2 separate regions of the Homo sapiens genome follow, and region 2 is linked to region 1. Evidence: chromatin loops called from intact Hi-C (ENCODE). Cell type or tissue: CD14-positive monocyte. All regions are shown on one strand. Each heading gives the region's core, and the rest is flanking DNA. Links, peaks and the distances in the headings are about the cores only. Region 1 holds the start of LOC124904098 (a long non-coding RNA gene). Region 2 has its middle 230 kb from the start of FLJ36000.

Region 1 (8,682 bases), core at 323-8,322:
TATATACATCTATATACACACATATATGTGTGTGTTTATATGTGTGTGTATATATATATAATCTGAGCTTCCTATATCATTACAATTATTTATAATTATTTCCTCAAGTAACAACACACTGTTGTGAATACTGTAGCTTTATAGTATTTATTTCAGATATGTCTCTAAATGTGACTGTTTTTCATTATTGTTTTCACTAATTTAGATTATTTATATTTTCAAAGTACTTTAAGAATTGGTTTATCAAATTTTACAAAGCCCTTTGTTGAAATTTTACTGAATTGTGTTGATGCTGCGTATTAATTTGGGGAAAATTTACATATTAATTATATTGAATATTCTGACATGTGAACATGATAGCTCTATTTATGTAGGTATTCTTTAATTTTCCTCGGTATTTCCTTCAGGTTTTTCAGGGTAAGGTTTGATTTTCACTGCCAGTCTATAAAAATACACATTGACTTTTTTACACATTTGGCTTATATACTGTGGCTTCACTCAACTCATCTGTTAGTTTTAGTAATGATTTCTAGACATGTTTGTATTTTCCTATTTTACAAATTACTGAGAGATTGAGAGATGGAAGTGGTTGGATGTAGAGGGAGTCTGGTAAGATGGTGGAATAGTAGGTTCCCAGCCCTGTTTCCCTCAAAGAGACATCTATTTGGCAACTACCCACAGGAAAGAATGCTTTTGTGAGAACTCCAAATACCACTGTGAGATTGCAAAACCCAAAAAGAGCTCAAAAGCAAAGACAGACTCATTAAAAAGGATAAGAGGAATGATTTTACTTTGTTTGCTTTACCACTTCCATATCCAGAACAATACTGTGCTGAGAAGTATACCCTCAGCCCATTATTTTTCCAGTGGGAGAAAAGTAGATCAAAGTGGATATTCAATGTCTATCTGGGGAGTGCTGCCTGATGGACAAACTTCTGCTTTGCCTCAAAACAAACGCTGGAAGAATTTTAATACTTAGACCACATGAAGATAACTAGCACCAAAGAAATGGGGTGAAACACTCAGTGACTGGTACATGCAAATCTCAATGTGCCCCACAGTGCTTCAAGTGGCCTCACCCAACAAAGCTACCAAATCAGAGGGATTAAAACCAGCAGACATTTCTGACCCTGAAGCACCGCCAGTCAGCCAAATCCATCAACAGGCTCAACCACCTGACCGAACAAGAACACCAGGCCACACTTAATGGTGAAGAACTTTTCCTGCTGAAGCCAACCTGTAAAGACTAGAAAAAGTGACCACCTTCTCAAAAATATGTATACCAGCACAAGGCCACAATAATCATGAAGAATCAGGAAAATATCACACAATTTAAGTAAAGCAAAAAAGCTTCAATAGCAGACCCCAAAGAAATAGGAATTGACAATGTGCTTTTAAAAATTGGAAGTAATTATTTTAGATACTAAGCTCAGTGAACTATATGGGAACAAGTATAGACAACTAAACAAAATTAGGAAAGCAATACATAAAGAAAATCAGAAGTTACAGTAATAAATAGAAGCGATAAAAATAAACACAGAAATGTTAATGCTGAAGAATATAATGACTAAACTGAAAAATTTAATAGAGAGTTTTAACAGCAGGTTCAGTCATGAAGAGGAAATGGCAAAGTGGGAAACAGCTATCTTGAAATTATCCTGACAGAGGTGCAAAAAACAAAAAAAAAAATAGCAAAAGATAAAGAGTAAAAAAAATCTATGAGACTTATGAAACATCATCAAATAAAGCAATATATGCGTTATGTGGATACAAGAAGGTGAAATAGAGGAAAGAATAGAAAGCTTATTTTGAGAAATACTGACTGAGAATTTGCTGAATTTGAGGTGGGAGGTGGACATCCAGAATCATGAAGTTCAAGAGTCCTTAAGTAGATTGAACATGAAGAACCTTACACCAAGACATATTTTAATAAAGTTGTCAAAAGTCAAAGAGAAAAAGTGAATTTTAAAAGCAGCAAGAGAAAATCTACTCATCACATAACTATCAGCGCAATTCTCAAATTCTTCTTTCAGGCCAGGGCCAAAGGGGATAACATATTCAAAGTATTGAAAGAAAAAATTCTAATTAAGAACACTTATATTTGCTAAAACTCTCCTTCAAAATAAAGGAAAGACAACAACTTTCCTTTGTCTTTCCTTTGACTTCAATTTATTCTACAAGGATACAGTAACCAAAACAGCATTGTGCTGGTATAAAAATAAACACATACAACAATGTAACAGAATAGAGAATCTAACAAATACAGCCAAACAATAACAACCTTTGACAAATTAGACAAAAACATACACATACATAATAAAAGGTGCTGGGAAAATTGGGTGGCCAGATGTAGAAGAATGAAACTGTGTTTGTATCTCTCACCATATCCAAACATGAACTCCAGGTGGATTAGAGACTTAAATCTAAGACCTGAAACCATAACAATTCTAGAAGAAAAGCCTAGTAAAAACTCTTCCAGACGTTGGCCTAGATAAATAATTTATGACAAATACCCCAAAAGCAAATGCAACAAAAACAAAAATAAATAAATGGGACCGAATTAAACTAATAAAAAGTTTTGGCAAAGAAAACAAATAAACCACAGAGGAAACAGACATTATACAGAAAGGAAAAAAAAAATCCAAACCATGCTTACGATTAAGCAGTAATATGCAGAATGTGCAGGGAACTCAAAAAAATCAGCAAGAAATAGAATCTTATTAAAAAACAGGGAAACAGACCTTTAACTTTGGCTTTTATTAAGAGGAAGGACTGAAAATACCTCATATTTTTATCAGCATTTAGATAAGGGAGAAATATACTTTTAATAAAAATAAATGCAAAATAATATATTTGAAGAATGGTATATCTACATATGCTTGTATACATACATTTATGTATGTATTACATAAACAGATACAATGGAATGATATTTAGTTAGTCATACAACAGAATAAAATGCTGTCATTACTGTCAACATGGATGATCCTGGAGGACAGTATATTAAGTGAAATAATCCAAGTGCAGAAAGAAAAATACTGCATTATCTCATTCATATGAGGGATCTAAACTAGTTGGTCTCATAGAAGTAGAGAGCAGAATGGCGATGAGCAGAGGCTGGAGTGGTTAGAGAGGGGAACAGGATGGGGAGATGTTGGTCAGAGGGCACATAATTAAAACTGGATAGAAAAAAACAAATTTCAATAATTCTATTGTATAGCAAGGTGGCTACAGTTACTGATGATATATTGCATTCTAGAAAATTGCAACGATAGTGGATGATAAGTGTTCTCACAACAAAAATGATAACGATCTTAGATAATGCATTTGTTAATAGTTAGATTTAACCATTCAACAATCTATATGTGGAATGTTCAAAACATCATGATGTACATAATAAAATCATCTAATGTCATCTTAAATTTTAAAAAGTCAAAACGCATGCTTAGAAAAATTATTATTCAAGCTAGCATTGAATATATAGCTAAATATCTTTAGGGCATAAAGACAATTAAAATAATTTCAAAAGTAATAACAGAGATTTCATCGCCAAGAGTAGCTACATAACAGCACACTTCAAGAAGAAAAAGTGTTTTCCTGTGTGAAGGTAAAATGAGAACAAAGGAGTGAGAGATGTGCCTTGGGAATATCAAATCCTGGTGGACACTGAACTGAAGGAACCACATAATTCTTGCACCAGAGCAGAAGTGTGACATGATCTGACCTAGTATTGAGTTGCAATTAGACGTCAGGAGTCAAGGATGGAAGCAGAGACCAAGTATGGGGAGAGAGAGGATGGGGACTCAGACCAGGTGATGAGCACCCATGGAGGGTGAGAAGCAACTGAATTCTTGTCTCTCAAATGTGGGGCCCACAGGATGTGGGTGTGAGAGGGTGAGGGTGGTGGCCTGGATAGCTAACTGGAAGGATGGAGGTGCTGTGGGGGGAGCAAGTCCAGGGAGAAGGATGCAGTGTGAACAGCCTGTGCGCAGCACTTAGAGCTTCCCCTCCAGCCGTGTGTCAGGGGGAGCTTGCCTCTACGCCTTTGCACATGCCAGCCTGGGTGCCCAGAGGGTTTCTCCTGCTCTGGCAGAAAAATTCCAACTGCCTTCTCAAGGGTCCCAACTGTGATTCTGTCCCTGTACTACCACCCCAATCTATCCCTGTTTGCTTCGTGCACATGCTGGACCTCACACATGTTACACAACCTTTACCATATTGTATCCTAGAAAGCGCCCCAGAATTCAGGATGGAGCACCATGAGTTCCTCAAGCCGGTGGTTATCAGAATGCCTGCACCTCAGTGATCCCCACACAACAGGGGCTCACCCAGTGACTGGCTGGGGACCTGCTGGAATCCTAGCTCTACTGTTCACAGGTCTGGCTGCCCTGGGCCGCTCACCCCTGCCCCACGGACCTCAGTCTCTGCACCTGTCAAATGAGTGTGCTCTTTCTCCTCTCCACCTCTGAGGGTCCTGTGAGGATGGCTCCACGCCCAGGATCCCGAAAACCGCGGGCAGCACGCCCCCTGCTGGGAGGTGACAGGGTCTTCGCCCACACCCTTTCTGGGCCCCAGTTTGCTCTGCGGGAAGGCCAAGCCGGAGGGAGGCGGAGGGGCTGCCGGCGACTCTCCACTTCCAATGAGCATTTTCCTGTTAATGCTCACTTGACTGTGGAAGAGGCCAGGGTAGACCATTTTACTGAGCACCTGCTAGTTTCTTGTTACTGATGTGTTACTCGCTATCACCACTATTTGTTTCAGAGAGGAAGCGACTCAGAGGGAGGGATGTGGGGTCCTGGCGAGGAAGGGAAAGGTGGGCCGGGCATGTACGGGTGAGGCAAGGGGGGGCTCAGGAATGGCTAAAGTCCAGATCTGTCTACACTGCATACACTGCAGCTGGGGGTGAGTTGGTCTCTGTCCCCACTCAGTTTGGAAGAATTTTGACCAGACTCTTCCAGCCCAGGGCTCTGATTCCTGGTCTATGAATGGGAGTGGCACCTCCAGCCCGCCCCTTGCGGGGCTGAGGCGCCTGCGCCCATGGGATGTGACAGCTTCTGGCCGCGGCCACTAGGGGGCGCATGCGGCTCCCGCCTGCCGGAAGGCGGAGAGGCATTCTGACAGCCCAGGCCTCCAGCACCAGACAAGCTGAGGTCCTTGTGGGTCTCCGTCTCCTTTTCTGGGGGTGAGCGGAACCTTGCCCGCCAGGCCCAGCAGCCCCTGGAGCTGGAGCCTGAGGAGCTTCTGGGGCCCTGCCCTGCGCTGACCGGCCTGGCAGCGGGTCTCTGTGTGACTGGTGCGGGGAGGGTACTTGGGCTCCTGGTGGCCAGCGGCACCTGCTTCCTGGGCTACTGGTTCTGGCGAGTGCTGGGGGCACTGGGGGGAGGCTTCGCAGGACTGTGGGGGCCCGGGCGGGGAGGGCCCTGCTGGGCGCTGAGGGATCCCGGGGGTCCCAGTGGATCTCCTGCAAGCTTCGCCTCTGCCACCCGCCACTTGCACTCCCGGTTTTTCTCTCCAGAGCTGGAAGAATTGATCCCAGCCCTGTTAAACTCTGGGACCGTTCTTCTTCGTGATACAGAAAAATCAGGAAATGGGAATTGGATGTGCAACAGACTTCAAGTGAATTCGGATCCTTTCACTCCGGATTCTTTCACTCCGGATTCTGTTGGGGGTATGGGGATGATTGTTGTAGTGAAGACATGGAAGCCAGTGCTCAGGAGCTGGGAGATGAAACGTGGCCTGCTGAGAGAACTGCAGTGACTGAGAGCAAAGCGAGGTTAAGGCGCACAGCAGTTTCAGGAGCTGCAGAAAGTTGCTCTGGAGGTTTTGGTTCTGTGTTTACTGTGTGAAGAGGCAGCATGGGTGCATGCACCACATTAGGTGATCAGGAAAGCCTTAAGCCGACTCTGCAGTGAGCAAAGAACTCTGAGAGGAGCACAGGCTCTACTGCAGTGCCTGGACGGCTTCCTCATGCAGTTCCGTATTTCTCTGTCTGGGCAGAAGATGGTCCTATGCTTACACAGGATGAATATTGTCATGGTGGAAATTTAGCTGATACTGAAGTGAATGAAAACTGCAGAATCATAAATTACTTTAAAGAAGCAGAGTTGAAGGCTCTCCTTTTGCAAGGTAGCCAGGGCTTGAGGTATATTCATTCAATGTCTTTGGGTCACAGGGATACAAAATCTAGTATTACTTTTACATCTCGAATCTCAATCCCAAATACTGCCTGTGAACAAGACGGAGATGACTGGGGAGCCAACATAAATATGTTAAACACAGGTGATCTTGGACATGTAAGAAGGATCTTTATTCCACAGGTGGAAAAGGGTGATAGTGGTTTTCTTGCAAATGAAGCTTTACGGGAGGATTATATCCATCTACCCAAAGTGATACTTTTTCACTTGCCCTCACAGTGGTATGTGCTGCTGGTGCTGAAGCTCTTCCCAGAAATGGAGACTAGTGCATGAATTCACAAAGGCCAGGTTACCTTGCTAGCACAAGTGCTTTCCCGAGAGTTTACAGAGTTGATAAATATTATGATTCTTCCGGATCCAGAGAGAAGATCTTCATCCCGGGCCTCGCAGGGACTCCTGTTCTCAGCACGGCTCTCTGAGAAGGCAGGAACCAAGACAAAGGCAACTCCAAGGTGGAGCAGTGTTCTCACACTTCGAACTGGCCTCTCACGGGTTCAGATAAGGTTGAGAGAGTGTCTCAGAGGCCCACTGGGGCAATTGCAAGCCTGAAAAGGGTGTCCACAAGTTCTGTTCATTGGCACTGTGGAACCCCCATAAAATCAAAGAAAAATCAAGGCCCGCCTGGGAGAACGAGCGGACTTGTGCTTGACTCCAAGCCACGTTCAAGGATTCCAGCTAGAGGACCCAGATGCCTCCCGCAAACTGCAAACCACCCCAGACCCCTCAAGGAGACCACTAGGCATGCTTGGCGCATCCTGCAGTTCCTTTTGGATCCTTAGAAATTACGCGATTTATACCTGAAGCTTCACTAGATGTTTCTTTAGGCTTGCTTCCCCCTGCCAGTTCCTAGAATCGGGGGACTATCCCGTGGATCCCCCAGAGAGCACAGGCGAGAGTCCAACACCAATGCATGTCCACAGAGGTCTCCTCCACCAAGCCGCAGGGAGTTGTCTCCAGGCAACGGTGGCCACTGTGACGCGAGCCATTGCTCACCACTGGCGCCTGGTGCCTAGAGACTGACGCATTCGCATTCGTGAAGCAGTCTTGGGCGCCGGGTTGTCAGTGCTGTCAGCCTACCTAAGCAGAGGAAAATGGTGCAGGCAGAGCGCACCTGGTCTCGGGAAAATGCTGCCCGCGACAACCCACTGCGGGACCCTAAATGTCTCGACAATAAGGCCTCCTCGGCACGTCTCTGAGGTCGGGTCCCGCTGGAGGAGGAGGCGTTTCGAAACTGTGAGGTGGGTGCTGGAAATTGCTCTTCTGACTCTGTTCCAGAAAGAGGCTGTGTGCAAGAATCCGGTCGCATGGGAATGAAAATACAGTCCGGTGAGTTGTTGACGGGTGTCCACGTGATGGAATCATACCTGAGACCCCAGAGGCGGGGGTCAGTGGAAGATGGCCGGGCCCTTGAGCTCACTACGTCCCTTCATTCTGGGCCTTGCAGGGGCTCCTGCTTCTCAGCAGGGCACTCTAGAAGGCAGGAACCATGACAAAGGCAAGTCCGAGGTGAGGCAGTGTTCTCAAACCTCGAACTAGCATCTCACGGGTGCAGATGACGTTGAGAGGGTGTCTCAGAGGCCGTTTAGGGCAATTGCAAGCCTGAAAATGGTGTCTAGGAGTGCTGTTGAGGGGCACTGTGGACCCACCATGAAAGCAAAGAAAAATCAACGCTTGCCTGGGAGAACAAGCGGATTTGTGCTGGAGTCCAAGCCATGTTCAAGGATTCCTGTCAGAAGACCCAAAAGTCTCCTGCAAAGTGCAAACTAACCCAACCCCCTCAATGAGATCGCTATCCACAACTTGGAGCGCAGCCAGCCTACCTGAAATCCCTTTTGCTCTCTGAAATCCGTGACAGACAAAAGATCCCCAGTGAGAGGCAGTCCCACCCAGCAACAGCCCAGTGAAAGACCCCCTCTACAATGAGAGAGGATGGGCAGATGAAAGGAAACAGCCTAGATTACCAGGTAAAAGCCAGACATGGCTGCCTGTTTCTCATCCTACAGGAATCATGCAGCCCTCCGATAGAAGCTGGGAGAACAAGAGTTTCCTTGCTGGGGGATAAGGTGAAAATTCTTTAGGGTGTGTGGATTTGTTATACAGAGTTAAACGCTTGTTTTGATTCAGAAGGATGGATACACTCTTTTTGTACAATCAATGAAGGGACATTTAAAATTCTTTGAGGCCTATAGTGTAACACCGAATATCCCGTGATAAAAACTACAAAGAAGCCATCACTGAAAATGCTTTCCGATTTGTGGTTTCATTTCACAGTGTTAAACCTTTCTTGTGATTCAGCTGTTTGGAAGCACTCTTTTTCTAGAATCTACCAGGGTGATTCAGAAGCCAATTGAGACTATAGTGGAAAACAAATTATCCTGCGATAAAAACTAGAAACAAACTATCAGTGAGATGCTTTGTGATATCTGGATTAATCACACAAAGCTAAATCTTTGTTTTGATTCAGCAGCCTGTAAACACTTTTTTTTTT
Region 2 (8,682 bases), core at 540-8,539, 61 kb after region 1:
TGGTCATAGTAGAATATCCTTTGACCAGTGTTTGTTATTGACTGGAATAAAGCACCAGAAGGTTTTCTGCGGAATAAAGCACCAGAAGAGTTTCTGTTCTTTATCTTAATATGGGTGGTGTGAATATGAGTGCATAAATATATAAAGTTAAGGTATACACCTTAAATTTGTTCATTTTATAAAATATAAATTTAGTCTTGGTAATGTACCTCCAAAATTACTTCTCAGCAAACCTACCTTCAAAACATTTAAATAATTTTTACTACTGCTGTTATCCACCCAGGCTAAGCCAACATCATGTCTCCTCTGAATTTTTATCTCCCTTCCTGCTTCTGCATTAGCCCTCACCTTCAGTCTATTCTCAATATCCAAGCAAGAATATAACATAATATAATAGAGATCATGCCACTCTGCTCACCCACTTTTAAGGACTTCTAATTCCACTCTGGGTCATTATTGTACAGATTATACAGCTCTACTCATGCTCCCCACCAGGCACACCTCTTTGATCACAGCCCTGTTGCTCTTCCCCTCGTGGCTCTGTTCCAGCTTTACTGTACCCAACACTTCCTGATGCTCTTTGGGCAGGCTGGGAATTGTCTCTGTGTTAGTCCATTTGAGCAGCTATAACAAAATATCATATAGTAAGTAGCTTATAAAGGACATAAATTTATTCTTCACAGTTCTGGAAGCTAAGTCCCAGATCAATGTGCTCACATATTCCATATATGATGAGGCCCTATTTCCTAGTTCATAGACCCATCTTCTTCATATGGTGGAGTCATCATATGGTGGAAGGGACAAACCAACCCCTCAGGCATCTTTTATAAAGGCACCAATCTCCTTCATGAAGGCTCTGTATTCATGACATAATCACCTTCCAAAGACCTTAGCTTTTAATAGTATCATACTGTGAATTAGATTTCAATGTATGAATTTGGGGGGCTGTCAACATTCAGATTATAGCACTCTCACATTAGATGCTTTTTACATGGTTTCTGTGACTGAAAACACCTGTCTTCAAATCCCCCCTGGATTGCTTTCTTACCTTCTGTATTAGTTCCTTCTCATGCTGTTAATAAAAACATATCCTAGACTGGGTAATTTATAAAGGAAAGAGGTTTAATTGAGTCACAGTTCTGCACAGCTGGTGAGACCTCAGGAAAGTTATAACCATGATAAGGGGAAGCAACACATCCTTCTTCACGTGGTGGCAGCAAGGAGAAGTGCCAAGCAAAATGGGGAAAAAGACCCTGATAAAACCACCAGAGAGCATAAGAACTCACTCATACCACAAGAACAGCAGCATGGGGGTAACTGACCCCGTGATTAAATTAACCCCCACCAGGTCCCTCCCATGACACATGGGGATTACAGGAACTACAATTCAAGCTTTAGATTTAGTGGGGGACCCAGTCAAACCATATCACCTCTTTCAAGCTTTTCACTCATATGCTACTGTCTCTGTCATGCCATCCTTTATTCCCTACTTAAAATTGTATCTCCTCCTCATGTTATTTGCTTTGTTTTTTGTTGTTGTTTTGTTTCTTTTAATTTTTTTAAATTATTTATTATTTATTTATTTTTTAATTATACTTTAAGTTCTAGGGTACATGTGCACAATGTGCAGGTTTCGTACCTATGTATACATGTGTCATGTTGGTGTGCTGCACCCATTAACTCGTCATTTACATTAGGTGTATCTCGTAATGCTATCCCTCCCCTCTCCCTTCACCCTACAACATGCCCCAGGTGTGATGTTCCCCTTCCTGTGTCCAAGTGTTCTCATTGTTCAATTCTCACCTATGAGTGAGAACATGCAGTGTTTGGTTTTCTTGTCCTTGCGATAGTTTGCTGAGAATGATGGTTTCCAGCTTCATCCATGTCCCTACAAAGGACATGAACTCATCCTTTTTTATGGCTGCATAGTATTCCATGGTGTATATGTGACACATTTTCTTAATCCAGTCTATCATTGTTGGACATTTGGCTTGGTTCCAAGTCTTTGCTATTGTGAATAGTGCTGCAATAAACATACGTGTGCATGTGTCTTTATGGCAGCATGATTTATAATCCTTTGGGTATATGCCCAGTAATGGGATGGCTGGGTCAAATGATATTTCTAGTTCTATATCCTTGAAGAATCATCACACTGTCTTCCACAATGGTTGAACTAGTTTCCAGTCCCACCAACAGTGTAAAAGTGTTCCTATTTCTCCACATCCTCCCCAGCACATGTTGTTTCCTGACTTTTTAATGATCGCCATTCTAACTGGTGTGAGATGGTATCTAACTGTGGTTTTGATTTGCATTTCTCTGATGGCCAGTGATGATGAGCATTTTTTCAAGTGTCTGTTGGCTGTATAAATGTCTTCTTTTGTGAAGCATCTGTTCATAACTTTTGCCCACTTTTTTATGGGGTTGTTTTTTTCTTGTAAATTTGTTTGAGTTCTTTGTAGATTCTGGATATTAGCCCTTTGTCAGATGAGTAGATTGCAAAAATTTGCTAGCATTCTGTAGGTTGCCCGTTCACTCTGATGGTAGTTTCTTTTGCTGTGCAGAAGTTCTTCAGTTTAATTAGATCCCATTTGTCAATTTTGGCTTTTGTTGCCATTGCTTTTGGTGTTTTAGATGTGAAGTCTTTGCCCATGCCTATGTCCTGAATGGTATTGCCTAGGTTTTCTTCTAGGGTTTTTATAGTTTTAGGTCTAACATTTAAGCCTTTAATCCATCTTGAATTAATTTTTGTATAAAGTGTAAGGAAGGGATCCAGTTTCAGCTTTCTACATAAGGCTAGCCAGTTTTCCCAGCACCATTTATTAAATAGGGACTCCTTTCCCCATTTCCTGTTTTTGTCAGGTATGTCAAAGATCAGATGGTTGTAGATGTGTGGTATTACTTCTGAGGGCTCTGTTCTGTTCCAGTATTCTATATCTCTGTTTTGGTACCAGTACCATGCTGTTTTGGTTACTGTAGCCTTGTAGTATAGTTTGAAGTCAGGTAGCATGATGCCTCCAGTTTTGTTCTTCTGGCTTAGGATTGACTAGGCAATGCGGGCTCTTTTTTGGTTCCATATGAACTTTAAAGTAGTTTTTTCCAATTCTGTGAAGAAAGGCATTGGTAGCTTGATGGGGATAGCATTAAATCTATAAATTACCTTGGACAGTATAGCCATTTTCACGATATTGATTCTTCCTATCCATGAACATGGAATGTTCTTCCATTTGTTTGTGTCCTCTTTTATTTTGTTGAGCAGTGGTTTGTAGTTCTCCTTGAAGAGGTCCTTCACATCCCTTGTAAGTTGGATTCCTAGGTATTTTATTCTCTTTGAGGCAATTGTGAATGGGAGTTCACTCATGATTTGGCTCTCTGTTTGTCTGTTGTTGGTGTATAAGAATGTTTGTGATTTTTGCACATTGATTTTTTATCCTGAGACTTTGCTGAAGTTGCTTATCAGCTTAAGGAGATTTTGGGCTGAGACAATGGGGTTTTCTAGATATACAATCATGTCATCTGCAAACAGGGCCAATTTGACTTCCTCTTTTCCTAATTGAATACCCTTTCTTTCTTTCTCCTGCCTGATTGCTTTGTCTGCCTTGCTTTCCTCCATAGCACTTATCAACACTTAACATATATAATAACAAAAGTAATTAAGCTATATAATATCTCCTTCCAAGAGAATATAAGCTCCAAAAAGGCATATTTTTTTTTCTTTTTTTTTTCACTGCTATATCCGCAGTGTCTACCAGAGAATGTGTTACAATTAGGAGCTTAATGTGAATGAATGGATGTTAGTCTTATTACCTTTTAAATTTACCTTATTTTTTTATTTTCTACATTTTCCATCTCCTATGTCCTTTCCACCTTCCTAGGTCCTTTGGGATGTGCATAGAGAAAGCAGCAACACTAAGGTAAGAAGTTTTAACCTTTGGATTAATATTACAATCTTGAGACAGTTTTGCTTTTCTATTGCTGTTAGCAAAAACACATTCCTGCTGCTGTCAGTTGTGATGCACTGAGAAAACTTCAGAGACATAAACTTTTTCCAGAGAAGAGAGGCTTTACTGGTGTTCCAGTCCTAAGATGAGACCACTTACACATCCTGGTTTATATTTTATTTAGTTGCCTTTATTCTCTTTCTCTTTATTTTTTTCTTCTTTCTTACATTTTATTTCTTTTTGGAAAAGACCATGTACAAACAGAATAATACGTGGATCCATGCCCATCCATCTTAGTATAATCGTGTATTCATTGTGCTTTGTTGTATACATTTCTTACATATTCTATATATGGACATACGCTATGTATGCTATATATCATAATATACATAACCATTTATTGATGGACTGTTACAGTATTTTCAATTTCTGATAACAGCAAAAATGATCCTTAAGTTGCTATTATTAATATTTATTTTTACATATCAATGATCATTTTAGAGGATTAAAAACTTAGAAGAATTTTTAGGGAAACCATATACTTACTTTTCACATTGTCATAGACAAAGAGCACCCATATTTTTTTCTCCACTAAGAACAACACAAGATGACTGGAGAAAAATAAATCACCAAATATCACAAAGATACTTGCATGTTTTATAAGTAATTAATAACTACTTTCTTATAACAGTAAAAATTATTTTGTTTTGTATGAGGTGACTTTTCACTCTAACTTTTAAAAACTCATTACATACAAATATATCACATCAAATCCAAAAGCTATTGCTAGGACAATGGTTCCTGTCTTAATATTAAGTGTGAGATAAAAGGCCTTTACCTTCCAGAAAGTTGTTTATAACATACCAAATATGTGAACACCCAATAGCCAAAGACATTATCTCTGTAATGCAATTTTGAAAGTTGTTAAAATATTTTTTTATCAATTTCATCCTACAAACACAGAATTTAAACCACTCTTTTAAAGTGGATTTCAGAAGATTGGAATAGGAAGTTTTAGAAGTCAATACCTCCATGAAAACTGCCATTGAACTGGAAAAAATAAGAATTAACATTTTTGGAAATCTGGATCCTAATCAGATAAATTACAACCATTAGTAGAGTGCTTGATGCTATTGGTCTTTAGCAAGAAAGTGGCTGCCTGCACATGCCAGATACCATCACTCATTCTTATTCACAAGAGTCAAAAAGTGAAAACAAACCTGTATGTGTGGATAAACAAAATGTGGCATGTACACACAAGGGAATATTATTTAGCCATAAAAAGGGAATGACGTTCTGATACATGTTTACAACATGGATAAATCTTGAAAACATTATGCTAAATAAAATAAGCCAGATACAAAAGGACAAATAGTACATGATTCTACTTATATGAAAGATCACGAATAGTCAAATTCATGCAGGGGGAATGCAGATTGCTTGTTTCTAGGGCATGGAGGCTGGGGCAAGGGGAATGGAGAATTATTGCTTAATGGTACAGAATTTCTGTTTGATGTGATATAAAAGTTATGAAAACAGTGTTAATTACACAACATTGTGAATGTATTCAATATCACTGAGTTTTAGAATTTAAAATGATTAAATTATATCTTTTATGTTATGTATATTTACCACTGGGTGACAACATTGTGTTAATGTAGGCAAGTCAATTTTGACAGTTGTACCACTCTAGGGGAGGATACTGATAATGAGGGAGGCCATGCATGTGGAGGCAGGGTGTATATAATACACACACACACACACACACACACACACATATATATATATATACACACACACACACTATACATATGTAATATATATACATATTATATTATATACAACCTGCCTCCACATGCATGCAATATATATATATATATGCATATATTCATATCCATGACTCAATCTTAATTCAGGATGATCTCACCCTGAGATCTTTAACTTTATTATATCTGTAAAGCTCCTATTTCAAAATAAGGTGACATTTACAAGTACTGGGATGGGAGAGGGTCTAGGACTCAGACACTCCTTCTCTCCAGCATGTTCCATGAGCAAATCACTAGTAGATGATTGCTAGCAAGGTGTTACTATTACAACAAACCCCTAAATGTCAGAGACAGAGTTAGTTTGGGGAATATCCTCTCCACCACAATCTCATTCATTTAAGCTACAGTCTTAGTCATTTAAGTCAATTTAACAATAAGCCAAAATTGACAAATGGGATCTAATTAAACTAAAGAGCTTCTGCACAGCAACCCATCAGAGTGAACAGGCAACCTACAAAATGGGAGAAAAATTTCCCAACCTACTCATCTGACAAAGGGCTAATATCCAGAATCTACAATTAACTCAAACAAATTTACAAGAAAAAAACAAACAACCCCATCAAAAAGTGGGCAAAGGACATGAACAGACACTTCTCAAAGGAAGATATTTATGCAGCCAAAAAACACATGAAAAAATGCTCACCATCACTGGGCATCAGAGAAATGCAAATCAAAACCACAATGAGATACCATCTCACACCAGTTACAATGGCGATCATTAAAAAGTCAGGAAACAACAGGTGCTGGAGAGGATGTGGAGAAATAGGAACACTTTTACACTATTAGTGGGACTGTAAACTAGTTCGACCATTGTGGAAGTCAGTGTGGCGATTCCTCAGGGATATAGAACTAGAAATACCATTTGACCCAGCCATCCCATTACTGGGTATATACCCAAAGGACTATAAATCATGCTGCTATAAAGACACATGCACACGTATGTTTATTGTGGCACTATTCACAATAGCAAATACTTGGAACCAACCCAAATGTCCAACAATGATAGACTGGATTAAGAAAATGTGTCACATATACACCATGGAATACTATGCAGCCATAAAAAATGATGAGTTCATGTCCTTTGTAGGGACATGGATGAAATTGGAAATCATCATTGCCAGTAAACTATCGCAAGGACAAAAAACCAAACACCGCATGTTCTCACTCATAGGTGGGAATTGAACAATGAGAACACATGGACACAGGAAGGAGAACATCACACTCTGGGGACTGTTGTGGGGTGGGGGGAGGGGAGAGGGATAGCATTAGGAGATACACCTAATGCTAAATGACGAGTTAATGGGTGCAGCACACCAGCATGGCACATGTATACATATGTAACTAACCTTCACATTGTGCACATGTACCCTAAAACTTAAAGTATAATAATAATATAAAAAGATACATTATCAAACAAAATGAACAAAAAAGAAAAGAAAAAACAAAAACCAAAAAAAAATATTGAAACATCTTTCTTCGAAGTTTAAAGTTGCATTAAAGAGTAACAATTACAGAAATTATAGGTAGCCTTTAGTGATACAAGTGACATCTCAAAAGGAAGATGATTTATCTATTTCAAACTTTCCCTGCAAGTAATACTGGATGAAAATTAAATTGGCAAACATAATTAATAATCATGGGTTATTAATTACTTCTGCAAAGTGGGTGTGCTGATTTTAAAAGCTTGAATAAAACATAAATTTCCTTAATTTGATACTGCAAATGGAGTAATTTGGTTAATGTAAATGGTAATATTTAACTGATTTTTGCCTCAGATCTTACAACTTAAAATATTTTTCTAAAATTAGATTTTGTACCATCTCTCCAGCATGTTCCAGCCCATATCAGTCAGTCCAGGATTCTATAACAGAATGTCATGGACTGGATGGCTTACACAACAGACATTTATTTCTCAGAATTTTAGAAGCTGGAAAGTGCAAGATTAAGGTGCTGGCAAATTTGTTTCCTCGTGAGGTCTTCTTCCCAGCTTGCTTTTTCCTCACGTAGCAGATGGACAGAGAGAGAGAGAGACACAGAGAGAGAGAGAGAGAGAGAGAGAGCACTCTATAGACTTCCTGTTCTTATAAGGACACTAATTCCATTGATGAGGGTCCTAAGCTCATGACTTTGTCTAAACCTAATTAATTCTCAAAGACCTCACTTCCCAATACTGTCACATTGTGGGGTAGGGCTTTAACATATGAAATTTGAGGGAAAAGAAATATTCAGTCTAGAACAAAGCCCCATAAATTTCAAAAAGTTGTGGGACAGGAGGGAATGGGGATGGTATTCAATGGTACCACATCCAAGCAAGTCTTGTATGGTTAAAACAAAACAAAATCAATATAATAACATGAAATTTTACATAGAAACTGATCTGATTATAAACTGTTTGCTTACCATAATCAACATTCATATACATTGTTTTAAAAATACTTAATAGTGTTCTTTGTTTAACCAAATAATAGAGGCATTAACTAGTTTCCTAGTGCTGCCAAAAGAAATTGCTACAAAACTTGTGGCTTAAAATTGTTACAATAATAATAATAATAGTAATAATAATAATATCTCTCACTTATAGAGGCAAAAAGACCAAAATCCAGGCGTACTCAGGACCGTACTTCTTCTGATGGCTCTAGGGAAGAATCCTTCCCTGCCTCTTCTAGTTCCGGGTGGTTCCTGGTACTCCTTGGCTTGTGACAGCATAACTGTAACCTTTGTCTCTATCTTCACATGACCTTGCTTGTGTTTCTGTGTCCCAAATATCCATGACTCACTCTAAATTCCGGATGATCTCACCCTGAGATCTTTAACTTTATTTTATCTGTAAAGCTCCTATTTCAAAATAAGGTGACATTTACAGGTACTGGGAGGGGAGAGGGTCTAGGACTCAGACACACCTTTTTGAGGATACTGTG

Evidence for each region. Peaks named below come from ENCODE experiments on the same cell type or tissue, not always from the same donor. Only the 100,000 strongest peaks of a DNase experiment are listed, where the experiment ranks them.
Region 2: it touches region 1 in a loop (4-fold over the local background); 4 of 110 quality-filtered maps call a loop at or near these places.

The regions. Positions count from the first base shown.
Region 1 is chr17:22,691,215-22,699,896 of GRCh38, reverse strand. It overlaps LOC124904098 (a long non-coding RNA gene), which reads right to left and starts at 7,149. Exons shown (of 2, transcript XR_007065974.1): 1 at 6,992-7,149; 2 at 6,284-6,739. It also overlaps the pseudogene LOC100533640. In CD14-positive monocyte, for the core only: CTCF peaks have their summits at 4,804 and 5,009; no DNase peak of the experiment used is centred there; H3K4me3 peaks cover 503 bases.
Region 2 is chr17:22,630,506-22,639,187 of GRCh38, reverse strand. No RefSeq gene overlaps it. Among named protein-coding and RNA genes, the nearest start is that of FLJ36000, 230 kb to the right of the region's middle. In CD14-positive monocyte, for the core only: no CTCF peak of the experiment used is centred there; no DNase peak of the experiment used is centred there.